4 separate regions of the Homo sapiens genome follow, and all the other regions are linked to region 4. A link is a contact called in ENCODE Hi-C or POLR2A ChIA-PET data. All regions are on one chromosome and are shown on one strand. The core of a region is the stretch at or near the end of the contact, and the rest is flanking DNA. Distances in the headings are between cores, read along the strand shown.

Region 1 (7,092 bases), core at 3,963-6,462, 560 kb before region 4:
AGTGGCGCAATCTGGGCTCACTGCAACCTCCCTCTCCCAGGATCAAGTGATTCTCCTGTCTCAGCTACCCAAGTAGCCAGGACTACAGACGCGTGCCACCATGGCCAGCTAATATTAGAGATGAGGTTTCACCATGCTGACTAGGCTGGTCTCAAACTCCTGACCTCAGGCAATCTGCTGGCCTTGGCCTCCCAAAGTGCTGGGATTACAGGTGTGAGCCACCACATTGGGCCAGCTTCCTATTCTTCTGAATTAGAGAAAGAATAAAATGGGTTTTTCCCAAATTTCTCTCTCTCTCTGTCTCTCTCTCTTTTGTTGTTGTTTTTTTGAGACAGGGTCTTGCTCTGTCTCAAAAACTCCCAGGCTGGAGTGCAGTGGCATGATCATGGCCCCCTGCAGCCTCAACCTCACAGGTTCAAGCAATCCTCCCAAGTAGCCGGGAGTACAGATGCATGCCACTGCACTGGGCTAATCTTTTGATTTTTTTTGTAGAGACAAGGGCTCACTATGTTGCCCAGACTGGTCTTGAACTCCTGGGCTCAAGCAATCCTCCCACCTTGGCCTCCCAAAGTGCTGGGATTATAGTCATGAGCCACTGCATCTAAAATTTATTATAGAGTGTTACTTTTCTAGACCACTAAGGGCCTCACTCTGAACTGGGAGGGTAACTTAACTCTTCCTGACAGACCTGGGCCTCCATGCTACTGTAACCTCTTTGAGTCCTCCATACCTCCACCCTGGGACTTAGCAAATGGTCTTTGGCCTCCTTGAGTGAGCAAGAGGTAGTGAGGAAGTCCAGTGCAGTCATGAAGTCATGAGCCTAGGTTGAATTGTGATTCAGCTGAATTTTTTTTTTTTTGAGACGGAGTCTTGCTCTGTCGCCAGGCTGGAGTGCAGTGGCTCAATCTCGGCTCACTGCAACTTCTGCTTCCTGGGTTCAAGTGATTCTCCTGCTTCATCCTCCCCAGTAGCTGAGATTACAGGTGTGCGCCACCATGCCCGGCTAATTTTTGTATTTTTAGTAGAGACAGGGTTTCACCATGTTGGCCAGGATGGCCTCGATCTCCTGACCTTGTGATCCACCCATCTTGGCATCCCAAAGTGCTAGGATTACAGGTGTGAGCCACTGCGCCTGGCTGACTCAGCTGAATTTTAAGTATTGAAGTGAACTATACGAAATTGTTGATATGCAATCTAAAAACATTAAAATGTTTTGTTTTGAGATAATTGTAGATTGATATGTAGTTGTAAGGAATAATACAGAGAGACCCCATGTACTCTTTTGCCCATTTTCTCCTAATAGTAACATTGTGCAAAACTATAATCTAATATAGTAACCAATAAGTTGATATTGATACAGTAAAGATACATACAGAACAGTTTCATCACCACAGAACAATTTCATCACCACAGAATCTCTTCTATAGCCACATCCACCCTGCCCCTCCCTGGCAGCTACGATTTTGTCCTCCATTTGTATAATTTTACCATTTTAAGAATGTTACATAAATGAAAATGTAAAGTATGTAACATTTTGGGATTAGCTTTTTTCACTTATGGTAATTCCTTGGAGATTCACTGAGCTTGTTATATGTGTCAATAGTTTGTTACTTTTTATTGCTCACTAGTATTCCATGGTATGCATGTACCACAGCTTGTTTAACCATTGACCCATTAAAAGATGCCTGGGTTGTTTCCAGTTTTGGGTTGTTACAAAGTAAAGCTACTGAACATTCCTTTTATAGGTTTTTGTGTGTTTTCATTTTTTCTGGGATAAGTACACAAGAGTGCAACTGCTGGGTCATATGGTAGTTCTGTGTTTAGTTTTATAAGAAACTGCTAAACTCTTCCAGGGTGGTTGTACCAGTTTACATTCCTGCCAGTGATGTAGGAGTGATTCAGTTTCTCGGCTACATCCTCATTCTGTCAGGTGTGTAGTGATATCTCATTGTGGTTTTAATTTGTATTTCCCTAATGGCTAACAATGTTGAATTTCTTTTCATATGCTTGTTATCTATGTATCTGTTTCAGGGAAATATGCGTTTATGTCTTTTGCACATTTTAATTTTTTTTTTTTTTGAGACAGAATCTTACTATATTGCCTACGTTGGAGTGCAATGGCGTGATCTTGGCTTACTGCAACCTCTACCTCCTGGATTCAAACAGTTCTCCTGCCTCAGCCTCCCAAGTCCCTGGGATTACAGGCATGCACCACTATGCCCGGCTAATGTTGTATTTTTAGTACAGACAGGGTTTCACCATGTTGGTCAGCCTGGTCTTGAACTCCTGACCTCAGGTGATCCACCTGCCTTGGCCTCCCAAAGTACTGAGATTACAGGTGTGAGCCACTGCACCCGCCAGTTTGTTTGTTTTTTAATGCTGAGTTTTGAGAATTCTTTACATATTCTAAATACTCCTTTGTTGGCTATGTGGTTTCAAGTATTTTGCCCAGTTGGTAGTATGTCTTTTCATCTTCTTAACAGGGTCTTTCACAGAGCAAAAATAATCTTGATAAGGTCCAACATATCAATTTTTCCTCTTATTGTGCTTTTGGTAACAAGCCACAGAACTCTTTGTATAGCTCTGGGTACTAGAAAATTTTCTCCTATTTCTTTCTAAGTTTTATAGTTTTACATTTAAGTCTAGAATCCATTTTGACTTGATTTTTGTATAAGGTATGAAGTTTGGGTCCTGGATTTTCTCTCTTTTTTTTTTTTCCTATGGATGTCCAATTGCTCCAACATCATTTGTTGAAAAAGCACATTTCTTCCACTGAATTGCTTTTGATCCTTTGTCAAAAATTAGTTGGACAGATTTACGTGGGTCCATTCTATTTCTGGGTCTTTATTCTGTTCCGTTGATATGTGTCTATTTTTCTGCCAACACTGCACGGTTTTTGAAATTGTACCTTTACAGTAGGCTTCAAGTTTGGGTGGAGTGATTCCTCCCATTTTATTTTATATACACACACCTTTCCTCCCCAACCCCCAATCATTTGAAGGCATGTTAAATGCATCGTGGCTCTTTATTCCTAAATGCCTTCGTGTGTATTTTCTTTTTAAATTTTTTTTTATATTTTTCAATTTTTAATAAGAGAGACAAAAGGTTTCACCACATTGCCCAGGCTGGTCTTGAACTCCTGAGCTCAAGCCACCTGCCCACCTCAGCCTCCAAAAGTGCTGGGATTACAGGCGAAGCCACCGTGTGGGGCTTCAGTGTGTGTTTTCTTAAAATAGGGATATTTTCTTACATAATCGCAGTGTAGTTATTAATGTCAGCAAGTTTTTTATTGATAAACATTTTTCTCTAATCTGCTACATATATATATATATATATACACATTTTTGTAAAATTAACTCAGTAATGTGCTTTAGAGCCTTAAAAAACAAAAACAAAAAACTACAAAACAGTGTCCAGTCTAGAGTCAGGTGGTATTGTATTTAGCTGCAATGTCTCTTCTGTCACCTTTTTTTTTTTTTTTTTTTGAGATGGAGTCTTGGTCTGTCTCCCAGGCTGGAGTGCAATGGCGCAATCTTGGCTCACTGTAACCTCCGCCTCCCAGGTCCAAGTGATTCTCCTGCCTCAGCCTCCCGAGTAGCTGGGATTACAGGTGCACGCCACCATGCCCAGCTAATTTTTGTATTTTTAGTAGAGACGGGGTTTCGCCATGTTGGGTCTGGAACTCCTGACCTCAGGTGATTCATCTGCCTCGGCCTTCCAAAGTGCTGGGATTACAGGTGTGAGCCACTGCATCCAGCCCAGTCACCTTGAATCTAGAATATCTCCATAGCTTTTCTTCTTATTTTATGACATTGATACTTTTGAAGAATACAGCACTTCCCTGCTCCTTTTAATAGTGGATTCCTCATTTTGGGTTTATCTGATGTTTCCCCATGATTAGCTTCATGCTGTGCATGTTTGGCCAGAATACTCCATAGATGATGTGTCTTTCTCAGCATATCACATCTGCAGGCATTCGATTTTCACCTGTCTCCACTGGTGATTTTTTTTTTTTTTTTTTTTTTTTTTTTTTTAGATAACGTGACTCTGTCAGCCAGGCTGGAGTGCAGTGGCACCTTCTCGGCTCACTGCGGCCTCTAACTCGCTGGGCACAGGTGATTCTCCCACCTCAGCCTCCTGAGTAGCTGGGACTGAAGGTGTGTGCCACCATGCCTGGCTAATTTGTGTCTGTGTGTGTGTGTGTGTGTGTGTGTGTGTGTGTATGCATTTTTGGTAGAGACGGGTTTTTGCTTTGTTGTGCAGGCTGCTCTTGAACTCCTGGGCTCAAGTGATCCGACTGCCTCAGCCGCCTGAAGTGCTGGGACTACAGGCGTGAGACACCGTGTCCGATCTCCACTGGTGATTTTAATTTTGGTCACCGATAGAAGCTCTTGTCTGATATTATTTGGGCCTACAAAAATGGCAATTTCATAATTTGACCTAACATAAAACCTTTTTACTGAGGTTTTAGATATCTAACCTGTACTCTCTGACGCTCGGTTTCCCTATCTGTTGAGTTTGGAGATTGTTTCTGCCCCACGAGTATTACTGGAGGGGTTAAATAAGATGATGTATGTAAAATCTGCCACATAAAAAGCATTCTATAAATATTAGCTATTATTATTGCAGCCAGGTCGTGTTCAAGGGCATTGGTTTTGATCTTCCTCTCAGTCTCTCCCAATTCCAAGCAAAATCTCAACAGAGACCAGTGATGGCATGGGGATGGGGTGAGGGAGCCTCACTTCTGCCATCTCAGTTTCCTCATCTGGAAAATGGGAAACGCCTCCCACACCACGGGGTTGCAATGAGGTTTCATGAAATGTGTGTAAAAGTAACTGGACATAGAACAAGTTCTTAAAAAATCATGTGGGTGACTAGTAATCTCTTGTATTAGGAAAACAGGAATATCTGTCAGAACTAAAACCACGTTCTAACGTGATGTTTCATTTTGAGGCGGTAGCACGGTGTGAGTAAACATCGTCAGAGTCTAGGGCTCTGGAATTTCTTTAGCGCTGTGTGATTGTGGGCAGATGCCTTACCCTCTCGGAGTGTGGAGTGTATGGTTTGTAACAGGGAGATAAAACGGGTGAGAGCCCCCTAGGACTCCTGTGTTAATAAAGGGTGCTAACGGTGCCCCCCGAGTGAGCGGCGCGGGCCCGCGCGCACCCGCACGCCTCGGGCGCCAGGCGCCGCCGTGTGGGCGGAGCCGGGCAGCCTCCCCTGTCGGCGCCAGCCACGGCTCCCGGCCCCAAGCTCCGCCCCCGGCGCGCATCTCCCAGCAGCGGCCCGGCACCTGGCAGACGCGCGGCGGCGGCGGCGAGCGGTGGCGCTCGGCTCGGGCGACCGCGGCGGGGGAGGGCGCGGCGCACCGATGGGCGCCACTGAGAAGGGAGGCCAGAAGAGCCGGAAGCTGTTTTCCTTGCGGCGGCCGTGGAAGGCGACCCGGCGGCTGTGGAGGCCACGCTCAGCTCGCCAGGCGGCGCAGGGTGAGTGTGGGCGCGGCCGGTCGGGACCTGTTACCCTGAGGCAGGGGCGCAGCGGCGGCGGGGCCGTCCCCGGCGGTCTCTCGGGTCGCGTTCCCGGCCCTGGGAGCCTGGATGCCTAGGCGACGCCCGAACCCGACCCTCGGTCGCGGGTACCGGGACCGCTGGGGAAGCGCAGGGGCTGATGTCGGCACAGTCTCCTTTCCTCTAGCCCCTGCTCGTTGCTTTGGCTCTGGACACAGGGAAGCCACGGTGGCGCGGCGACACAGCCTCACTGAGGTTAGCTTGTCCCCGGCCCCCAGCACCTGGCCTGGCGCCTGCAATGCAGTGCCTACTGGGGGAATGAATCAGAACCCGAGGCTCCCTTCAAGGTCCTCCCGCCCTGTACCCACCTCCTCTCTACCTGCCTGCGGTGATTTCGAAGCTCTCGCCACGATAAACTATTTCCAAGCACACTCAGTCCTGTCCTCGCCAGGGCCTCAACTCACAGCCAATCACTGACTCACTCCATTCATTCATTCCACAATTTTTATCGAGCCCCTCCATCTGCCTTGGCCGGAGAACACGATGGGCAAAGCCCGGATCTTGGAACTACTTCTAGAGAGGAAGACAGACATTACACACGCAAAACAGAGAAAGCCCGGTACACATTGCTATGTGCGCTTAGAGGGAATCAGTCTGCTGACAGAGGAAAAAAGGCAGGTCCCCGAGCTTCCATGGCAGGCGGACTGGGAAGGCCTCTCCGAGGCATTGCAAGTCAGCGGAGACCCGAGGACTGACTAGGAGTTACTCTAGCGTGAAGCCGAGTAATAGAGAATAGCAAGTGGAAAGGTTCCCAGAGTGCCTGAATTGAGCAAGGGGAAAGAGAGGGATGCAGGGCCTGGATCGAGGTCTGGGCAGAACATGAAGAGGAGTTCGGATTTTATTCTACGTGAGCTGGGAAAACACTGAAGTGTGCTAAGCAGGGAAGTGACCTGATCTGGGGGCTCCCGGCTTTTCTCTGTCTGCAGTGTCCATGCTCGCATCTCAGCCTGCCGGATTCCTACCCTCCTGCCAAGACTAGCACAAATGCAGTCTCCTCGCTGAAATCTCTGTGGTTCCTGCCACCTGTAACCCCTCCTTTAGCATTTCGTCACCTGTAGAGCGTTTGTCACTGTTCATCTGGTATTAAAGATTCCACATTCTCATCCATTTCATCTTTGCATCCCCCACGAGGCTAAGTGCAGGGCTTGGTACTGTGTAGATACTGCTTATGAATGTGTCTTGTCTTGTCCTTTTTGTCTGTTTCCATCATCTGAGGATCCTTCCTCTGGGGGGTTGACATGCCTTATTTCTAAAATGGCCGACCGGATGCAGGGCAGAGCCAGATTGCACCAGGACCCTGCCATCGATATAGTCCCCCTCACCCACCCCCGGTGTTTTGAGGATTAAATAAATTAATGAATTAAACGAGTTAGTAGTTATAAAGTGTTAGCACCTATTAAGCATTATAAAAATAAATTTGAAAATGACCAGCAATAATTATCTTTCAAATATTTATTTATTGCATTGGAAACAAGCTTTTCTATTGGTGGTTGTTAGGGAGACTCTGCAGCTTGTCATTGTCATC
Region 2 (6,764 bases), core at 1,185-3,684, 540 kb after region 4:
AATTAACTTCTTAAAGAGAATCATGACCAATACGTAAGGGTTATGAAAAGAAAGTATAATATTTGAGTGGTAGTTTCCCTGTTCTGTGTAACTACTTTCATGTCAGATATGAAGGTCCTAAAACATAGGTGTTATTTTTCACTAGTCAGGAAAGGACACTAGACTGGATGGTCTGTGGGTCTGATCCACAGTAAGTGTTCTGATTGCTGAAAAATACTATAAGTTGTAGAGCTTCTAGCTGCGAAATGTTTCAAAATAAACCTTTGTCATCTACTTTGGAATCATATTAATGCCCTGTGGCCTTAGAATTGACTCTAGAAGCTTTCAGTTAAATATTAGCCGTTATACCTGTACAGAAAAAGTTGTAGAAAGGCTTAAAAGGAAAAACAAAAGAGTGACTGAATAATGTACCTTGATTCCTTGATTTTTCTCAGTTACTATGATGATTTTTGTCATCTGTTGAAAAAGGTTTCTGCTAAATTTAATTATCAGATCATCATCTCAAATCTTCAAAGTTCCTTTTTTTGTCTTTCTCTATTAACAGACAAATTAAAAGGGAAGGATCAAGTATATGAAATGAAATTGTGATGCTCCAGGAACAGTTTTAGGTCTTACGTTTCTCATTGGAAGAAAAGTCCTCTGTCAAAAAGAAAATTTTGAAAAGTTTAAATTATCTAAAAATATACAGTGCCCCTAAACTTAACATATATAATGAGTGTATGGCCTGGAAATCCAATCTCTTCATAGGCTATTTGCACATGCAATATCAGGACCATACTTACAGTTAAAAAAAAAAAAAGATAAAGAAAATTCTTCTTTATCTGAAATTCAAATTTAACTAGGTGCCCCGAATTTTTATTTGCTAAATCTGGCAACCTTATATATGTGGAAACATAATATAGTTTATAAATATTATATATATAGTTTAAAATGCATAGTGAATGTATCAGTCTTTAGGTATAAATAGTTACAGTATCTTTTGTCCATTTGATTACATCACTGCAGCAACTTTCAGAGTTGAGAGAATGTTGGATCATGAGAAATTGCTATAAACATTCTTATGGGAATCACTTTGGGTCTAGGAAACGTCAATTTTTTAGTGTTCCAATAATGTGTGTTATATCATCTCTTGAGAAGTTTTCAGAAATTCTGAGAAAAATGGACAGCAGAAAAGGGTTAGATAGATAGGAAGAAATATGTAATAATTTGGGGAGCTGTTCAAGCCCTAATCTCATTTAGGAGATTAGTTATAGAGCAGCTATATTCAAATTTGTTTGATCTTTTGATATTTTTCAATTCTGTATGAAGGCATTAATGGTTTTTCCCTGCTTTGCCTTTTAATATGTCACTTGAGCAGAGACTTGTCCTCTAACTAGCAAGTAGAATTGATTCTATTGTTGCTTCATCATAATTTTTGATGCAGAATAATGGTAGATATATTCATGCTTGTTTTTCGTTGTATACTTACCTATTGATTACTACGTTGCTGAGCAGTTAAGACAAGAAGCACTCAATTCTAACATGTTTAGAAGAGTTTCTTTCTGATTTGGCACATGGACAGTGAGAATGATCTCACTGTGTTTGTTCCCTGGCACACCAAAGGTTTGCTGCAGATGTTAGTACAGCAGAACTTGTTTGCTAAGATGACCCATTATGGAACACTAGCTGATTAAGCAGACGTTAATGGACAATTGCATGTCCATTATTACTTCTTTGACCATGTTACCAACTCAATTCAATTGCACTTGCTTTTCAAATAAGACAAACCTGTCAATAAAGAAACTGGACATCAAGTTTCAAATGATTGGTAGAGTTTATAGGGAAACACAAAAAGGAGGGAAGAGATGAGATGCACATTGTCAAATAATCTGAAATGTTAAGAATTGTGGAAATTGTTAGTTTCATAAGGAGTTTTAGACAAGCACACTATATCCCTCATTCTGTTTATTTCTTTTTCATTTAAAACTTAGATTTGCTTTACTTCTTTGGGTCTTCATTTCTTCCCATGCAAAATTCCTGAAAGTCAAAAGGAAGATTAGAAGCTAGCCATTTTACCACTAAAGAAACTGAGCCCCAAGAAGTTAATTCAGCTTACCCAAGATTACATATTTGCTTAGGGCCAGAGCTAAGACAGGGACAGACTCTGTTTACTTCATTTCTCACTAAACTGTACCACTGCAGTTTCGACTTCTTTCTACCACTGAAGGCACAGAATGCACTGAAGGCATTCTGTGCCTTCAGGAGGAATTTTCAGCCCCTTCACTTTCCTGATGCCCGGGAATTCTTTTTAAGTTATGACTAACAAAGTATAAAACATGAGTCAAAAGTTAGTCCCTAATAAAGTCATTGTGACTTTAATGACTTCGGCAGTTGTTTCATTCTGCAAAAACAGGAAGATCCCACACAATAAGGCGCCTGTCTCACAGCTGGGCTCCTGCGTAGACGGCCACCCACAAGAGTAACTAACTGCTGGGGCTGCCTTCCTCTCTTTGACACCTTTTTATTCTCTGTTCTTACAGTTTTCTCCTACTGACCTCATCCTGAGGTTATCCATGAGAGGAAGGTACCTGCTTTAGCTAGTCTTTGATAGGGTGAAGAATAGTTTTAATCACTTAGGAGTCACTCCTAAGTGATTTTCAGGTCACCCTCAACAGGCCTAAATTAGTCTTAGAAGAAGCTCTTTCATGGGCTTTATACTAGCTTCCTGTGTTATCACTATTCTGGACTGTTTTATTCTCAAAAACATAAAATCCCCAAATTTTAGATTTGAGAAGAGCCTGCGATCATTCCAGTTCACTCCTCCTATGTGATTAGTTTAACTAAGAACTCATTACCAAGATAGTGCCTATCTTGCCTGCGGATCTTTGCATAAAGCTCAAACTAATTCTCCCATGAGAAATATAGAAAAGTGAAGAAGTGTCCTATCACTTCAGAAGAAACTGGCTCAGAAGAAATAATCTCTGTATGCAGTGTTAAAACTAAAGAAAAATTGAAGCCATCAAACAAAATGTTCCTATCAAGTGTAATTGAATTTTAGCTTTTATTACCTATTCTCTACTTTTAAAATAACTTTTCACTATTAAAGGAACTTATTCCAAAAATCAGACAATTTTATAGAAAAGGTATATTCTAGGCCAATAATATTAAATCACATATCTAGAAAATATACCTTCTTCCCTTTTCAAAAAATAGAAGCAATTTCTAGCAGTGTATGTGAATCTAATGTTGGGCATAAGCTTAAGAAGGCATCGGAGGAATTTTTTATTAGAGTTTATTCACAAATTTTGCTTGTCTGTGTTGAAAAGGGGCATTGGCCATTTCCTCTGGGGACATTATTTCTAGGTAGGCTGTAACAGGGTTTTCCTGTGAAGGCAGATTCTTAGGGAAAATAGTATCTGTGTACATGAGATGGTAGAGACACATTTATCTTTAAAATAATGTGTTCCTGTTTGTGGATTTCTCTACTGAATTTAATAAAGTAAATAATGCCCATTTCCTTCCAATCCAGTAACTCCTTGGGACACAGTTTTACCCAGGAGCTATTTTACCTTCGAGTCTGGATGAAACGTGTAACTTAATAAATAGATTCCAAAAGTCTTACACTATGAAACTCTGAGGGATGATAAATGCTTCCCTTCCTTTGTTATGGTCTGAAGCATTTTCAATTTGAGTTGTTTTCCTCAGTCATGTAGAGGGAGTTTTGTTTTCTGGGAAGTCTTGGTTGCTGGTAAATAATGTGTCCAAACTGTAGGAGGCAGCCACAGAATTTATCATACAAGTATGAAATGTTAGGGTTGATCATTCTCATTTTACACATGAGAGGTGATGTAACTACACAGGAGAGTGAGAGCTGAGAATGAAAAGTCAAGATTTGTCTACTACATTGTGGCTGCCTCTGGCTCAACAGAAACACTCCCATGTGGGAGTCAGATGCTGAAAGCCCAACTAAGCCTAGCTCCTCAACTGTCTCCTCAGGCTTAACTTCAAACATAATTCATATCTATTCTATTTCTTAATGTGTCTCATCACACAGTTAAACACTAGTCATACTAACTGGACTCTACATATACTAGAATGTAAAAGATACCCTTCCACCCCCCGCCGTCTGCTCCTTGAAGGCCATGTCTGCCTTTCTTAGTTTGTACAGAGCCCAACATAAATGGGCCCTTCATAAGTGCTTTTTGATGAGAGCAATGATTGCTTTCACATCAGTGTGGTTGGGCCCTCCCTTATGGAGGAGGAAAACCAACAGTTGTTGCTAAGCAACATTTAAAGGACTAGGTTAGTTTCTGACACTAAGTGACCTCCATTTGCATACTTCGCCATGTTGTGTGTTTTATGGTTGCCTTAAGATGACTATGTTTTTTGGTAGCATTGCTGTGCCCTTAGCAAAAGGCTCATAGGAGAATTAGTTTAAGCCTGGGAAGGAGGAAGGTGATATTCATCTGTTAATGACTTGCATGAGTACACTGATCCCTTCAGTAAACTATGCGGGAAAGGTGAGGAGTTTGGTTTATTTTCAGCCCTGCAGCTGAGAGCCACCTCCCTGATTCCATATTGAAAGTGATTGACAATGTATCCCAACAGGGTCCTGTGGCAATGGAAGACTATAGAAAGAAAATAAACAGAGAAATCTTTCCTCTTATAGCCTTTTATGATTCAGTTTCTACCTGCTCCTATCTTCTGAGCAGAGTTGCCGATATAGCTAGTAAAGAACTGGTCCTACCCTCTCTAGACTGTTTGCTGTTGTGGTTAAACAACATGCCCTAATATATCTATTCCTACTAGAATGAAAGCTGATTAAAAGCATGAAAAGAGTTTTTGTTTGTTCCTTTGTTTTTTTTTCACTGCTATATCATCACTCTTTTCCCTGGTCATTTTAGGTATTCAATAAATGGTTGGCAAATACGTGAAAAAAGGGCATTATTGAACTACTACAAACCTGATTGACTCTAAAACATTCCTAAGTATTTCAGAGAGACTAAAGGAGCCAAAATGAGACAATTGTTTGAATGTTATATTTGCCTAAGTCTAGTGCAGAGAAAATTATGGAAGAAATCATCTGTCTCTAAGCTTTTTACAACATATTTTTACAATGATCCAATTAAAGTTCACTTCTTTGCCAAAATTCAGCTTATCGGTCAGAGCATATAAACTTGTTTTCTTCAGCTTCTGAGTCTTCAGCCTAGGTGCCTGTCTTTTGAGGATTTAAAATGAGAGGCCATTGTGACTGAGCAGTTGTGTCTTTAAAACGAAATAATTTGGAATTCATGTGATTCACCTGGGATTCAAAATTGCACAGAGGTTCAATAAGTAAAATATGCTAGCTGAGATGATTGATTCAGAGATGCCTGGTTACAAACATATTGTATCATGGGAAACACACACACATACGCAAGCAGGGTTACCCAGAAGGAGGATGATTGGACATCTTTGAGAACAATGCCTGGTGCAGTGAGCCAGCAGGCAGAAATACTGGCTTGCATTGGCTTCACCTCCAAAAGCCAGGTCTCCTAGGCACAGGCGATGGCATGACTCCGGGCTTGGATGCTTGAAATAAAGCTATTGTTGGATGCGGATGCTCATTTGAAAGGGGAATGCCTCACAGGAAAAAGAGCCAATTGCAAGTTGGGGCTGTTGCCATGGTGCTTTGCTATTCCTTCAACTTGCTATAGATGAAATAAATCCTGGGAGTACAGGGGTAGGGTAACAGAGGGGAAAGATGAGGAGGGAAATGGGGTGAACCTGGGGCGGGGAATCCCACTGCAGTAAAGCTCTAGTGTTTCCCCTTGCCTGTGCTTTAACGCTGACAAGGAGAAGGGAGGGGCTGGGAAGAAGGGAGAGAGAAACCTGCAGGGAAGGAATGACTTTCTCAACATGCCCTGGATTGCTAAAATAAAATAAAAATTAATTTAAATCCTCAGATTTCTAATGTGAGTTAGAAGATGTAACACTAAATCTCAAACAATTCACCATTCTTTCAGTAAATGAATGTTCATATTTCCTAACACACTCTGGATCCTAGATGGAAAGGTTAAAAGAGTTTAATACATTTGTCGAATGCAATCTAATATGCATATTAATGAGCTGATGGAGGGCAGAAACTTACATGCTGCATAGGAAGTACTTTTCAAATAAAATAAATTAATTCCATTCCCATTCATTTTACTATGAAAAGAGGCTAAATGCACTGGCACACGCTTGGTGTGTGCGACAAATAATCCTCCAAAAAGCTAGTTCACAAAAATTCTTGTGTACTGGCAGCCTAGTCTAAAAACAGCCATGGTCCTAACCTTTTTTAAATGTTTGCTTAAATGTTCAGAAAATCGATTAATCAAATGCATCATCACTTTGATCAATTAGAGCGGCTGGATTTTTGTGCAGAGGCTGCATCTGCAGAATTCTGGTCTGCAGTGGAGAGAGAGGGTTAAGGAACACCTAGTTGAAATGGGGGAGGGTACTGACTTCAGATTTACTTAAATATTCATGGGGCTTCCTCCATTTTAATCTTCTCCTTTTTAAAAGATGGCTGTGTTTCCTAGTCTGGCAACTCCTCAGGAAAGAAGAATTTCTTCTTCCTTGCAGAGTTCAGCTGAGTAGGACTAATGTAGAAGAGTGGAAACCCCTTCGGCCACCAGGGCTATTCATAATTCATAAGTGCTTCAAACCAGCCAGCTGAATACATTTGGACAGGCTCTTGCTCCTTCGTGCAATTCCTGATTTCATTACTCTCTTCTGCCAGGAAATAAGCAGGGAGCATAGGC
Region 3 (7,423 bases), core at 1,667-4,166, 580 kb after region 4:
CGTAGGGTGTGGGGGCAGGAAGGATTGACATCTGATGTGGCTGGATTGTGAAAGGCCTTGAAGACTATGCGAGGGAGGACTATGGGAAGTCAACAGCAGGGTGTGGGAAATGGAAGGGAGTGGCAGGTGGGAACAGCGGGGGCTAGGCCCTGACAGAGGAGGAGCCATGTACCAATAGGGGATTGGGCAAACTGGACCAGCAGATAAATGGAAGTACATCCCTGATGGACTGCAGCCAAATTCAGCCAACAGCCCCAGCTCCAGGCTCAGGCCAGCCTGGACATAGTGCAGGAGGATCTAACTGGCCAGGGCCATCTCCCCTGCCCCAGCTGCATATTCCCCTCATGTGGCTCAGAGTGGACAGCTAATAGGGGATCTGTGTTTCAGAAGAAAAGGATGAAACAAGGCCATACCAAAAGAGGAAGCAGCAGAACTTTGCTCAAAAGAGTTATCAGCTGCAGGGAGTCTCCAGAAATGCTGAAAGGAGGCCTGGACAACAACTGCTTGACTGAGCACAGCCAGCTCTGTTCATGGATGACAGACATGCTTCGGTGGCCAGTGAGCTTAGAAGACAGAGGCCTGTGTTCACGTCCCAGCTCTGCCACATCTATAGTGATGGGCAAGTCATTTATCCTCTCCAACTCTCAGTGTTCTCCACTTTCCCTGTCAAAAGGGCATAATAATGGTCTCTATTTCATATGGCTATTGAGACAATAAAACAATTTATTGCATAGAACATTAATAATTCTGAAGGATTGTTGTTAACTTTTTAATCTTCTTCTTTCATCTTCCGGGGACCCAGATCCATTATTTGTATTTGTATTCCAAGAGAAGAGGAACGGGTATGTGAACAGCCACATATTGGGTCACTTTACATGAACTACCCTCTGAATTCTCCCATGGGCCCCACAAGAAGGGCATTAAGATCTCTCACGGGCAGAGAAGTTGAAATTCAGAGAAGCAAAATCACCTATGTAATATCCCAAGCTAATTTAAGGCAAACAAGTAATTCTGTCTACCCCCAAACTCCTGCCTGTCCACCAACCAGACTGCCTTCCCCAGCTCAAATCTCCACAACCTGTTAGTGCCACCTGCCCCTGTACACCTGCTGCCACGGGAACAAGGGTCCCATCCCCTCAGGCCTCACGCGGACCGGGAACATGGCCTTTGTTTTACTGGCAAAGCTGACCCAGGCCAGGACACAGCCAGATCCACCATCCCTGGGCTCGGGACTATTGTGGGTCACAGATATCCCTTTGACAGTGAGATGTCACACCTGGAACCCACTACCTAGCAAAACATAAGAATTTGGAGTAAAACACCATTTTTAAAAATCTACATGTGCCTTTATCCCACAGGGAGTTCCTGAGGCTTCAGGGAGACTTTCAGGGGTCCAGAGAACCCAGAGGGATAAGGGGCTGGGAGTAATTTTAATGGTGTAGGATCTCATAGGATGGAGTGAAGTGGAGAGTTGCGGGAGGCATTTTTACACTGCTTATCCCACAACACTCTCTAATATGGTTTAGCCCTTTCACCACACAAAGTAAGAAGCTGACGGTTAGACACACAGGGGAGAGGCTGCTTCATATGGCAGAAAGAGCTGGGACTGCCAGTCCATGAGATGTTTGTTACAGTTCTCATTTCTTTACTTATTTTGCTGGGTGATCTTGGGCAAGTGGCCTAGCTGCTGTTACAACACAACCACAATGATAACTGCCATTCATTGGGTGCTTCCCAAGGGCTAGGCCTTGTCCTAGCCTCTGAACGTTTATTATTGCATTTCCTCTTCACAATAACCATAGGAGGTAGCCATGATTTTCTCCCTTTCGTGGATGAGGGTTGAAGCATGCTGCAGACTCAAAGCCCCTCCCCAGGGCTCTACATCTACCGTAAGGCCACCTTGGGCAGACACTTCTCCTTTATAGAGCAGGGAGCCTCTGACAATGCAAACGTCAATGTCAGATAATTTTTTTTCTTTTAACAATCGTCACTCTGGATGATGCTGGGGTGGTGTGTGTGTGAGGAGTGTTTCCTAGAGAGACATTCATGACAGTTCTTAAGGTCAGGGGCGGTATGGCTGGAGCCACATTTGTGAAATTTAATCACCAAGATTCCCCTTCTTTCAAAAGAGTAGAGCTCCTTCTTCTCCTTTCCAGGCTCTCTGTTTCCGGAGCTTTGGGCTTTACTCTCTAAGAGTTTCAGATGTGTTGAAACTCTGTAGAATTCAGGGGAAATCTTGCTGGGTCAGAGCCTGCACAGTTATCCCTCTGGGAGTTTCCAGCTTTGTGTGGGCTCAATGTCAACAATTTTTGTTCGAGAAGCTCTAGAGCTGGCCAAAGGCCAAAGTTACCCTGGCCAGGTTGTTGGTGAGAAAACTTAAAGGTTATACTTCTATAAGAAGAAAGAGAAATTGTCTTAGCCACAGGCAAATGACAAATGTGTACAAGGGTTTTACATTTGCCATCTCATTCAGCTTCCACACGGGAGACAGGGGATAGTATCCCCATTTTAAAGAAGAGAGAATTGAATTGGCCAAGGTCACCCAGATAATAGTAGAATTGGGAGAGATTTTTCTTTTCAAAACCAGCTCTTCATTGCCCATCGTTCCTTGCTAATTCTCCAGCTGAGACACAGGATCATGTTGCAGTATAAGAACATACCAGACTAGCTGGGATTAAATTTTGGCCTGACTGTGGGCTAGTTACTTAATCATTCTGAATCTCAGTTCCTCATGCATGAAATGAGGCTGAAATTACCAGTATTTGCTTCACAGGGCTCTTGTGAGTTTTCAATGGGTTAATATGGGGGAAATCTTAGAACAATGTACATGACATAGTGTCAGCTATTTTAATCATATAACTTGATTTAAGAAATGCACTGTTGTTTTAGCAGGTATATAGTGTACACTAGGGGAAGGAAAATAATTCTCAGACAACAAATCAGACTCTGTGCCGGGTGGGTGCTTCAGACTCATAACTCATTTAGAGTGTTACCACAGTCCTATGAGTGAAGCACTTAACAGATGAGGAAACTGAGAAATAATGTGCAATGTGACTAATGTTGCTCAGCTACAGAGTATTCGAGCTGGAACACAAACCCCAGGCTGACCCTAGCACTTCTACCTTTCCCTCTGTCGTGGTGTCCGACGCCACTGGATGGAAACGAAGCAGCCCAACAAGAAAGCATGTGCTGGAAAACACATATATGTGACTAGAGGACCACCAGGGAGGGAAGGGCTGCCATCTTACTAACGTTGCCTTATTTTACAAATAAGTTATTTCCTGACCTAGTCTTCTGTACATTTAATTGTGATTAATACTGAAAATTAAAATGCACAAAGCACAGAGGAACCTGGTATTTCAGGAGCCTCCTGTAATTGATTCAGAATTTGAAGACATTCATCTGTATTTGTTGTTTATTGTCTTCCTACTATGTGCTGGATCTGAGGGTTAGAAGGTTAATGGAGGAGTGACACAAAGATTAAATAATGACACACTGAATGGCATGTTCACTAATGATGATAAGCACCATTAAAGACAGCTGGATGGAATTTAAAGGGGTAGATGGTAGTCTGGTCTGATCTAGCCAAGGGCCCAAGAGACAGCATGCAAAAGTCTAAAGGAAGAAGAGAAGGAAAGGATAAATATCACAGACAGAAAGAAAAGCATGAGCAAAGGCTTTATGGCAGAAGGAGCATAGACTATTTGAGGAACTGAAAGATTCTCTCTGTGTCTAGACCACAGAAAAAATGGGTTAAAGAAGTTCAAGATGAGGTTGGAAAGGCAGGAAGGGGCCAGAGTATGCAGAACACTGGTTATCATATAGAATCGGTCTTTGTTCTAAAAGGATGGGGAGGGATTCAGATAAAAAAAATTAAGATTTTTTTACAAGGGCTGTAAAATTGCAAGTAATCTGTTTAGGTTATGATTAACACAACATCATATCATTGTATTATATACTAACATATGGTTAGTATCCATCATATTGTGAAGGTATGACAAACAGCCTTCAACTTACATCCAATTCTGAGGATAATTAATGGCTATGGGAATAATGTGTTGAGACTCAGTGGGTATATCTGGATCCAGTAGGAATGAATACTATTATCCATTAACAATATAGGCCTGTCCAGGCACAGTGGCTCATGCCTATAATCCCAGCCCTTTGGGAGGCTGAGGGGGGCAGATTGCTTGAGGCCAGGAGTTTGAGACCAGCCTGGCCAACATGGTGAAACCCTGTCTTTACAAAAAATACAAAAATTAGCCAGGTGTGGTGGCGCATGCCTATAGTCCCAACTACTCGGGAGGCTGAGGCATAAGAATTCTTGAACCCAGGAGGTGGAGTTTGCAGTGAGCCGAGATCGTGCCACTGCACTCCAGCCTGGGCGACAGAGAGACTCTGTCTCAAAAAACAAAACCAAACAATGTAAACCTGGAATAGACTGAAGCTGGGTGTTCTAACTGTGGCTGCATAAAGCAAAGGGGCTCTGTCATAAGACTGCCCCAGGTCTGAATCACAGCTGTGCCACTTGGTATCTGCTGGAACTTGGGCAGTTTACTTAGTAACTCAGAATCTCAGCTTCCCAAGCTGTAAAATAGACATAGAAGTACCCATCTTCAAGGGACTTTATGAGGATTATTGGAGTTGAAATGTTTAACAATTAGGCACATGATGGACTTCATAATAATAAACTTTCTTAATGTATAAAGAGAATTTGGAAGTATAATTGCAGAATATTTAAAGTTGAAACTACCTTAGGGTAAGTGGGAAGGAAAAAACAGAAAGGACAACTTATTTCAACTTTTCTCAACATAAGTTATCTTTAAGTATGAGTGCTACACAATAGACCTTTACAAAAACAACCAAGAGGGCAGGTGTATGCTCTGCATGCATTCATTCACCAGGTTTGGTAAATGAGTTACCCATTTACCCCGGTAGTATAAGAGATTATTAAACTGTGGCACCAAAAGACAGACATACTAGATGTTGGACACTTGAGCAAATTTGTAAGCTGTCCATCCAAATTTTTAAGCTGCAAAAAGGAAATTGTTAGAAAACCATTAGATGACTTGCACACATTGAGGAGATGAGACAGTTGGGATGCTGAAGATTAAGAGGATTTGTGAAGAGGATTTCATCAGAGAGAGGTGTTAGTGAACAGAGTCTCAGATAACTCCCGGGTTTTAACTTTTTCAGGCATAGTGCCAGGTACAAAGTTGATATTCAACAAGCATTTATTGAATGAATGATTGAATGAATAACTGATATATCACTATAACCTGAAATAGGTAAGAAATAGGGAAAGAGCATTAAGAGTCTTTAATCTTGAGGCTGCAAATAAATTATATCACATAAAATTAAGAAAGTTGGCTGGGGGCAGTGGCTCCCATCTGTAATCCCAGCACTTTGGGAGGCCAAGATGGGCGGATCACGAGGTCAGGAGCTTGAGACCAGCCTGGCCAATATAGTGAAACCCTGTCTCTACAAATAATACAAAAAATGGCTGAGTGTGGTTGCTCATGCTTGTAGTCCCAGCTACATGGGAGGCTGAGGCAGAAGAATTGCTTGAACCTGGGAGGCAGAGGTTGCGCTGAGCCGAGATCGCACCACTGCACTCCAGCCTGGGTGACAGAGCGAGACTTTGTCTCAAAAAAAAAAAAATTTTAAGAAAGTTTGCAGGTGTGATGAGGGAGCCAATTTTTATAATCTTTGAAGAGTATGGAGTAAAATTATAGAAGACTAGAAATAGTTTCTCCTTTACAAAAAAAGCTGAATTTCAGAAATGATAAAACTGTGCCATTAATTTTGGCAAAACACTAAAGTGTATTTCTAAACAGTTAGTCATGAAAGTAGTCTTCACCAGGAGCTAGCATTTGTCTGTTAGGGTTACTAGAGTAGCCTGAACAGGAACATACTAAAAATAATGTATTCTGATTTTAGGGAGAGATTTGATAGCTGGGTAATTGCAAAAATGTGGTTGCAATGATAAGACAGGCATAATTGTAGTTTGTAACTACCTTACACAAATTCATTAATGGCAAATTAGTCTAGATGGAATCCCTAGATTCAGGATGTAGAGTAGTGGTTTGCAGTCCTGGTCAACTGTTAAACAAGGAAACTTTTACAACACATCAATATCTGCCTCCACACTCAGAAATTTAGATTTTTTTTGTCTGGTATGGAGTCCAGCCATTTGAATATTTCAAAAATTCTCTAGTGTTCTAACATACAAAGTTTTAATCACTATTTTCTTAATGTTCTATTCTTGGCCATGGACTTTACAATATATTTTTAAGGAACATATTGAATGAAGACAGAAAAACTCCTTGTGTTGTGTTTGTAGATGAGTCAAAACTAGAAAATGATGACATTAAGCCTGAAATGAGCAAACAAATGAAAACCTTCAACAAGACAGAAAAATGAGCAAAGACACTCACAAAGTAAAATGTCTTGTTACAGAGGTATTTTGCTAATGAAATGAGTCAACACGTAGAAAGAACTTAGAGCAGAATTAGGTACATGCACACTCAATACATTTATCACACCAAATCCTGCTCACCGTAGGTCAGCATTCTCTCCATATTAGAGAAATGAAGGTACAAAGAATGTGCCCTTCTAGCCTAAGATCATGCAGTAAGTTGCAAACCTGGGCTTCAAACCCAGTCCTGACTCCAGTGTCCAAGTTCTTATTTACTATTCTGAGTGTTAGTGTGAACTTTGATTTTAGGACTGAAAGGGATGTTAGAATTTACCTCAGACATTTTAGAGAGAAAAACTGAGGTTTGGAAAGGTGAGTCATTTGCCCAAATGCACAAAGATAGAGAATGGTAGAGGAAGAAGAACGAGGAGGAGGAGGAGGAGGAGGGGGAGGAAAAAGGAAAGGAAAGCAAAGGAAGGGAAGGGAAGGGAAGGGAAAGGAAGGAAAAGAGGACAAAAGGAAGGAAAGAAGCCAGGTCCTGTGTTTAGGGACCTTTCCAAATCAAAGGAAATCTGGGAAGGTTCTAACTTATTTCACGGAAAAGGAGTGCATCAGGAGGGAAATCCACAAGAAAGCTTTGAGAAATGCTCTCAAAGAGGTTCTGACTCTCACAGGTAGTGCTAGACGTTTCTCAGTAATCCTGAGATCAGTCTATTTCTCTCCCTCACAGCCCCATGCCTGGACTAAGCCTGTTTTGTCTTGTCTTGTCTTGTCTTGTCTTGTCTTGTCTTGTCTTGTCTTGTTTTGTTTTGTTTTGTTTTAGAGGCAGGGTCTCACTCTGTCACCCAGACTGGAGTGCAGTGGTGCCGTCAGGGTTCACTGCAGTCTCTACCTCCCAGGCTTAAGTGATCCTCCAACCTCAGCCTCCGGAGTAGCTGGGACTACAGGCACACACCACCATGCCTGGCAAATTTTGTTTTGTTTTGTTTTGTTTTGTTTTTGTAG
Region 4 (7,444 bases), core at 1,812-4,311:
AGGCGGGTGGATCACTTGAGGTCAGGAGTTCGAAACCAGCCTGGTCAACATGATGAAACCCCGTCTCTACTAAAAATACAAAAATTAGCTGGGCATGGTGGCACGGGCCTGTAATCCCAGCTACTTGGGAGGCTTAAGCAGGAGAATTGTTTGAACCTGGGAGGCAGAGGTTGCAGTGAACTGAGATTGCACCACTGCAATCTAGCCTGGGTGACAGAGTGAGACTCCATCTCACAAAAAAAAAAAAAAAAAAAAAAAAAAAAAATTGCAAAACGAATTCAGAAGATGCATCAAAAACAACCTATAGAATTGCCATGAGATCGTCAGCTTTGCCAAATGACAGCAAACATATAATTTCAAATGGAAAATACACTCATTAAGCCATTTAGACTAGTGAAGTTATATGTGTTATATTTTATATTCCATTTGTATATGGACTCATTTTTCATATTGAAATATTAGCATAAATGAGGAGATCTAAACACTGCCTTCATTTGATTGGGAAATTATCTTAAGTACATGATATAGGATATTTAAAGAGGCTTTAGCATTCATAGCTTGGAATTGGATAGTTTATGGTTATTTTCTTATTTTTGTTGAAATTTAAACTGCACTTTCTGAAATAGCATTTATTATACTTTCAGATATCATCTGTCTTGACTAGGAAGTCAGTCACTGAATGAGTAATTTTGTTTCTGGTATTACTGCCTGACAAACTGATTTTCAGAGATGGTCATAAAAGCAGCATTAATGATCATTTTTAGAGATAGAATGACAAATATCTTGATAAATCATGCCTTGTGCTTAACTTATTTATGAATAGTTTCTGCTGTGGATCTTTTTGGTGCTCTTAAAATGCAGTTAAATTTGTAGTTCAAGAATTGAATTTTTATTCTTCCAGTAATTGCAGCCAAGGGCTGCACTCTCTTTCAGCCTAGATAAGCCACAGTGACATTCCTAGGCCAAAAGAAGGATGCTTGTTGAAAGCTGGTGGGCAGTGAAAAGGACAGGCAGTGTATAGCTTCCCTTTCAAATGCAGAAACAGGGCTTCTCCAAGGTGGAGTGTTGATAAATTATGGGATATTCCAAAAGTCCTTAGTCCACACTTTCTGCTCTAGCAAAGGTAATTTTTGCTATTTATTTTGACCTAAGTACCTTTATAAAGATTTTGTTTTTTCCTCTGGAGGAAGGTAACTAATATTTATTGAGCACTCACCATGTGCCAAGCATCTTAGGAAATGCTTTAAATGCAGTCTCATTTAATTCCTACTATTACCTTGTGATGAAAGCATTATTATACTAATTTTGAGGATGAAAACATTAAGCCTCAGCCAAGTAATTTGCTTAAGTTTATATAGCGAGGGCTGACTTGTTTTTTTTCTTTCACCAACCCAAAGTCTATACTTTTTCTAGTGCCTGCTTAAGACTCAGTATGTTAAAACTTTAAAAATATTTATTGAGAGTTTCAGTATGTTCCAGGTATATAACTTAGATATATTTATTTTCATTTTAAAGATGAAGAAATGGAGAGGTTCAGATTAATACTTTTTTCAGCATTACACAGAGCCAGGATTCAAACTTAGGTCTATCTGACTCCAAAGCCTATGCTCTTACCTACCACATTGACTTGTAAGACTTTTTCTTAAAGGGTTATATTTTAAAATTATTATTAATATTTACAATTATTTTCTATTTAATTCTTTTCTTAAGTACATAAATGCCATAAGTGCTACCCCCTTTTCATGCAAATATAGTGAGTTAATGTGGAGGATCTACTACTAAATGCCTTTAGGATTCTGCTAAACGCTTCGAATACGTTAGGGTTTCTCAACCCCAGTGCAATTGATACTTTGGGCCAGATGATTCCCTGTTTGGGAGACAGCCTGTCTCGTGCATTGCAGGGTGTTTAACAGCATCCCTGGCCTCTACCAACTAGATGCAAACAACACTCTCTTTTCCCCCTACCCAGTTGTGACAACCAAAAATGCTTCAGACATTATCAAATATCTTTTGTCAGAGAGGAAATCACCTGAAGTTGAAAACTAATGGTCTACATTATCTCATCTTATCCTTAGAACACCCCATGAGGCTCATATCATTATGATCTCAGCTTTACACAATAAGAATAACTTGCTCAGGGTCATATGCTGAGAAATAGTATCTTCAGGGCTCAAATTGAAGGCTTACCTATGACTTTGGACTAATTTTTGTTGTATTTCATGGACTACGTCTTGTCTTCAAACTTAACTTGAGCATCCTCAAGGCTTGGCTATGTCAGATTCTCCTTTTTCTTTTGCCCCAAGGGCACCTAGAAAAGTACTTAATACCCAGCTGTGCTTTGACAGATGTTCATTAAGCAAATGACCCATTTTATGTGGGTCATATTTAAATAAGCATATTTTAAATAAAATAGAGCTGAGTGCAGTAATTAAGAATCAGACACATCACAGGTTTACATCTCATTCCTGCCATTTATTAGTTATAGGATCATGGAAAAATTTTTGACCTATTTGATTTCCTCATTTGTTTGTGACTAATAATCCCTCCTGTGGATAATGTGAGGAGTGAGTTAACATATAAAGTCATCTAGCATAGTACAAGACACAAGGTTACAAAGTTAAGTACATGATAGCTACTAGTAATACAAATAATATTAATATTAATGATAGTAAGGTGGCTTGGATTTTCTCTTTATATTATGACATAATTTACATATACTTTTATTTCAATAAATTTAGAAAAAAATTTCTTGTCTGCCTAAGACAACTTGAAAGCTGCTGTTTCATTAACGTTAAATAAAAATTACATGAAATATAAAATATACAGAAGGTAAATGAGGAAATTAGGGGGAAAAAGTAAAGCCAAACAAACAAACCAAAAAAAACCCCAGGACCATTAAAAGACAAAATTAACATATTGTAGTACTGAGGTTTCAGTGAGGAATTAAGCTTAGTTCCTTTCATTTCACTAAAGAAGTTTTAACCCTTGTGGTGGCTCAAGGGCTAGGGCTTCTTTTGGCTTTGAGAGCAGATGAATTGACTCATCCCTGACCTCAGCCCTCAGCCTTCTGCTGATTTGGCATCTCTAGCTTCCTTCCCCGAGGTCTGACCTTTTGCCTCATTTCCTCTGACTCAATTTTGGGTTCTGTTCTTGGCTTTCAGTTTCTGCTCTGAGAGTTCCTTTTCTAAATTTCTGGGTCCTCTTGTAGGTTAGTTACTCACTTGTTTCAGTTTCTCTGCTGGTCTCCTTCTTAGGGTATGGCCCTCCATGCTCTGCCACACCTGGGTTGCATCAGCTGCTCAAAGGCAGCATTTCTCACCTGCTGCTGCTCTCCCTGATCCAGGGCCAACTTGGACAAATCCCTTCCAAATGTAATTGGCCATAATCATGTAGGTTTTAACTATAGGTTGGTGGCATTAAATTTCCAAGACAGTAAAATGTCAGGGTGGAAATTCATTGTTTTTAGATACTGGAGGGACTTTCTGTGTTTTAAATGCCTCTCAATTATTTTTTTCATCCATTGGCACACTTTGGAATGTTAATATTTGTAGTAAATACTGAACTACATAGATAATGCTGTTTGTGGTTCTAGGAATTACATGCCTATCCTAGGGACTGAGGGGACGACTGTCTCAGCCTCCTATATGATATTATGTATAGAAATGCACTGGTTGAGAAGCTCTATTCTAAAGTCTCCATGAAAACACAAATAGATAGCACTGGGCAGGGGTTGGGAGAGAGTATAACACCTTAAACAATTATTCTCTAGCTTCTTTATTTCTATTTGCCTGTCAACTGCTTTCTAAGGGTCCTAGACAGCCCTGGAAAAGTTGCCCCAGGAATACAAAACCTTAAGAATGAAGATAAGGACACTAAAGTTTCTGTAGGGGCTGGAGAGGGAATACCTAAATCTATTCTAAGACATGTTGGGAGATACTAAAACTGGAACGAGATTGGGAACAGGCAGAGAGTTAGGAGGCTACCGAGGGAGTTCAGGAATGAGGTATTGAGGGTTTGGTTTATTAGCTGCTCACCTGTAGAGGAGTGAGTCACTTATTTAAATTCATACAGAAAATATGTAAGCATATATGGTGGGTTGGTTGTTAATACTTTGTCAAATGCATGCCACTTAACTAATCGTGGGAGGTCACTATAATTACCATTTAGATGTGAGAGGTATACGGAGGGAGAAAGAAGTCAACAGTAATATGCAAGTTACTATTTTAATTAATTGGGGGAATTGAATTGCCATTCACTAAAGAAAGACTAAGAAAAAGATACAGTTTTGCTGGGGGAAATGGCATGTTGAGTTTTGAACGTGCAAGTTTGAGATATTTTTGCCATATAAAATAATACCTATCTGAAAAGTATTTGGAAGGTGGTCTGGAACTCTCAGGAAAAAGCCAGATCAGAGTAAACAGATTTTAGAAGTGAACAATATAGAGATCTATACATTTTCATTGTGGGCCCTGGAAATCATATTCAAAATAGTATGAAAAATGTGTGCCAGTGTAGTTTTTCTGAGGAGGGGGTCCTCTATAGTTTCAAAGAATCACTGCTACAGATAGATGAGATAGGTAAATTAAGACCTTAATGGCAAATGGGTAGAAATTATGATTTTTAAAGTAAAAGAGGAAAATGAATCAAGGATAACTTCAGGGTATTTTTTTCTTTGGCAGCAGTGCAAGAGTAGGAGAAGAAATTGGTTTGTGAAGCTATGGGGTTAGAAATACTGAATTTGAATTAGAATGTAGCTTTGAAAAATAATGTGTCCAATAGGCAGTAGGCACTGCGGCAAAAAAAAAAAAAAAAAAAACAACAGTTGAGAGATCTGGAATATAGATTTGTTTGTCTTCAGTGTTATGCTGATAATAGAAGCCCTGAGTGTATGTGAGCTTTAAGCCAATTATTAGACTAAAAAGAGAACAGTGAAGAAGTCCAAGTTTTGAGCTTTGGGTATTACCCAGAGTCGAGAGCCAGGTGAACAGAAGGGCTGGGGCACTCTGGGCACTTGACAGAAAATTCAGTCGTGAATTGACTACAGCACATTGCTTGCCAAAGCCTTGCCCGAGGCAGCTGCTGGTTGATGGAAACAGCTCAGGGTGTGTGTCAGCACTCTTCCTCTAGCTGGCTGGACTGGTAGTCTTCAAATCCTTTTGCTCCCTCATCCTTATAACAATATTTAAGTCACATCATCTTATTATATGTACATATGTTTAGATGCTGTAGAGAATATGTGAAAACAGAAATTTATGAAGATGAAATACATTGATAAAAGATGAATGTAATATATATATTCTTATAACCAATGGATTATTTTGTGCACCTTCTGTAATGCTTTTTTTTAAAAGAAACTTTATTGAGATACTGCTTAAGTACAATAAGTTAAACTCATTTAAAAGGCTACAATTTAGTGACTATTGACAAATGTGTTCAATTATGAAAACACCACAATCAAGATATTTCCATTACTCTCGAAAGTTTCCTGGTGCCTCCTTGCTGTCCATTCCTCTCTCTAACCCATCCTTTGGCAAACACTGATCTGCTTTCTTTCACTGTGAATTAGTTTTAGTTGTTATAATTTTATATAAATAGAATCATATAGTATCTGCTTTTTTTTGTTTCTGTCACTCAAAGGATGCTTTTTTTCTTATTGCTGTATGGGATATAGCAAAATGTCTTTATACATTTACCTGTTGATTGTCATTTAGGTTGTTCCCAGGTGTAAACTATTACAAAAATACCAGCTACAAATTTTTTTTTGTATAAGTTTTTGCATGGATATATGTTTTTATTTGTCTTGAGTAAATACCTAGTTATGGAAAAGCTTGATTTTTCTAGGTAATTAGAAAGTGCTTGGCTATGCAAAAATTATTGCATTTCCCAGCAAAAGTGTGTTCATTAATTCTTCATTCAACACACATTTTATTTATTTATTTATTTATTTATTTATTTATTTATTTATTTATTATTATTATACTTTAAGTTTTACGGTACACGTGCACAATGTGCAGGTTAGTTACATATGTATACATGTGCCATGCTGGTGCGCTGCACCCACTAACTCGTCATCTAGCATTAGGTAATCTCCCAGTGCCATCCCTCCCCCCTCCCCCCCACCCTCAACACACATTTTTAAGCAAGCATAACTTGTGCTTTAAGAGCCAACATAAATATTACATCTCTGCTTTTGAAGAAATTTAATTTAAGATATATAAATTTGGAAGCCATATAGATGATTAAGTTGGTGTTTCAAGTCACGAGACAACACAATTATTTATCAAATGGTAGTTCAGTTTGGGAATAGAAATTGAGTACTGTTGGCTCTGTAAGTGAGAAAAAATACAACCAAAATTAAAAATTAAACTGAGAATAAATGCAACATGGTATCCTGGATTGGATGCTGGAATGGTAAAAGGACCTTAGTGGAAAAATGGCTGAAGTGTGTATGGAAACTCTGTACTATCTTTACAACTTTTCTGTAAATTTAAAATGATTTGAAAATAAAAAAGTTTATTTTTAAAAAAAGGTTCATTGAGAAACCAATTGTAAAATTAGGAGTTTCTGTTCAATAAAATTTGTCCTGAAGCTAAAAAAATTTAAACTGAACTAAACATTTGATCATATATGACAAAGATACATTCTTATTAAATAAAATGCACTTATCAGTCAATAATAACAATCCTACTCTCTTCAAAGAATATTGGACAAAGTATATAAAAGCAATCAGTAAAAGGATTCATACATATTGCTATATAAGGAAGGAACCATATTCACCTGCCTCAAGTTTTTACATAAAAGGACTTCAGCTACAGTACCTTGTTCCGTTTCCTCATTTCTGACTCCATCCTAAGCTAACTGATCTTAATAATTGGTGAGAAAAAAATAACAACTGCTTGGCTCGGCTCTTTCTCAATTTTCTCTTTTCCTATAGATGCACCTCAGCTGCTTGTGTTTCAGTTTTAGAAGAATCTTGGAAGGTCCAAGTGTTATCAAAAGTCAAGTATTCTTTTCTGATCAGCCTAAACATTAAGAAAGCTATTTTTTAAAATCAGTGTGATTCCTGTTTCTGTTTTTAGTGATTATTAATGCAGTGTGTGTGTGTGTGTGTGTGTGTGTGTGTGTGTGTATGAGAGAGAGAGAGATAGAGAGATTTGGTTTTGGGGTGGGGTGGTGAGTACAATTAATTATCTCAACCCTTGACAGCTAATAAACGCTTGAAGATATATTAATTCTCCATAGTAACCAAATAAGTGCAACTTAAAGCAAGGTTGCTGCTACCGAATTGATAATTCATAAAAGGTTTCAGAAGGAAAAATAGCCAGTTTTGAAGAATTTTTAGTGAAAGGACCTTTAAACTGTGAGTAGAAATATAAATTGGTACAATTTTCCCCAAAGGCAAATTGGCAATTTGTATCAATAACCATAAAATGGTTCATACTCA

Evidence for each region. Hi-C counts contacts between places; a loop is a spot of excess contacts on that map. ChIA-PET counts read pairs that join two places held with the same protein, here RNA polymerase II (POLR2A). Pooled maps may share reads with other maps.
Region 1: a pooled map shows a loop between it and region 4 (6-fold over the local background). The contact joins two enhancer-like sites. A Hi-C loop is called at or near these places in 6 of 37 single-sample maps with no recorded cell type and 10 of 50 pooled maps.
Region 2: a loop to region 4 is called in a pooled map, with 8 times the contacts of the local background. The contact joins two enhancer-like sites. A Hi-C loop is called at or near these places in 5 of 37 single-sample maps with no recorded cell type and 10 of 50 pooled maps.
Region 3: a loop to region 4 is called in a map with no recorded cell type, with 17 times the contacts of the local background. The contact joins two enhancer-like sites. A Hi-C loop is called at or near these places in 8 of 37 single-sample maps with no recorded cell type and 9 of 50 pooled maps. POLR2A ChIA-PET finds 5 or more read pairs at or near these places in 1 of 52 experiments (PC-9).

The regions. Positions count from the first base shown.
Region 1 is chr1:65,249,164-65,256,255 of GRCh38, forward strand. No RefSeq gene overlaps it. Among named protein-coding and RNA genes, the nearest start is that of DNAJC6-AS1, 57 kb to the right of the region's middle. RefSeq lists silencers at 4,927-5,426, 5,517-5,586. Within about 2 kb of position 5,213, at least 14 of the 41 ENCODE cell types and tissues checked have a DNase peak (open chromatin) inside an H3K27ac peak, as active enhancers do.
Region 2 is chr1:66,347,882-66,354,645 of GRCh38, forward strand. The region is part of intron 8 of PDE4B (phosphodiesterase 4B); the gene reads left to right. Among named protein-coding and RNA genes, the nearest start is that of SGIP1, 180 kb to the right of the region's middle. RefSeq lists enhancers at 2,348-2,397, 3,990-4,079, 4,090-4,139, 6,705-6,764. Within about 2 kb of position 2,435, at least 24 of the 41 ENCODE cell types and tissues checked have a DNase peak (open chromatin) inside an H3K27ac peak, as active enhancers do.
Region 3 is chr1:66,393,662-66,401,084 of GRCh38, forward strand. No RefSeq gene overlaps it. Among named protein-coding and RNA genes, the nearest start is that of SGIP1, 140 kb to the right of the region's middle. RefSeq lists enhancers at 3,642-3,821, 6,675-7,423, 7,366-7,423. Within about 2 kb of position 2,917, at least 5 of the 41 ENCODE cell types and tissues checked have a DNase peak (open chromatin) inside an H3K27ac peak, as active enhancers do.
Region 4 is chr1:65,809,098-65,816,541 of GRCh38, forward strand. The region is part of intron 1 of PDE4B (phosphodiesterase 4B); the gene reads left to right. Among named protein-coding and RNA genes, the nearest start is that of PDE4B, 20 kb to the left of the region's middle. RefSeq lists an enhancer at 3,075-3,304. Within about 2 kb of position 3,062, at least 2 of the 41 ENCODE cell types and tissues checked have a DNase peak (open chromatin) inside an H3K27ac peak, as active enhancers do.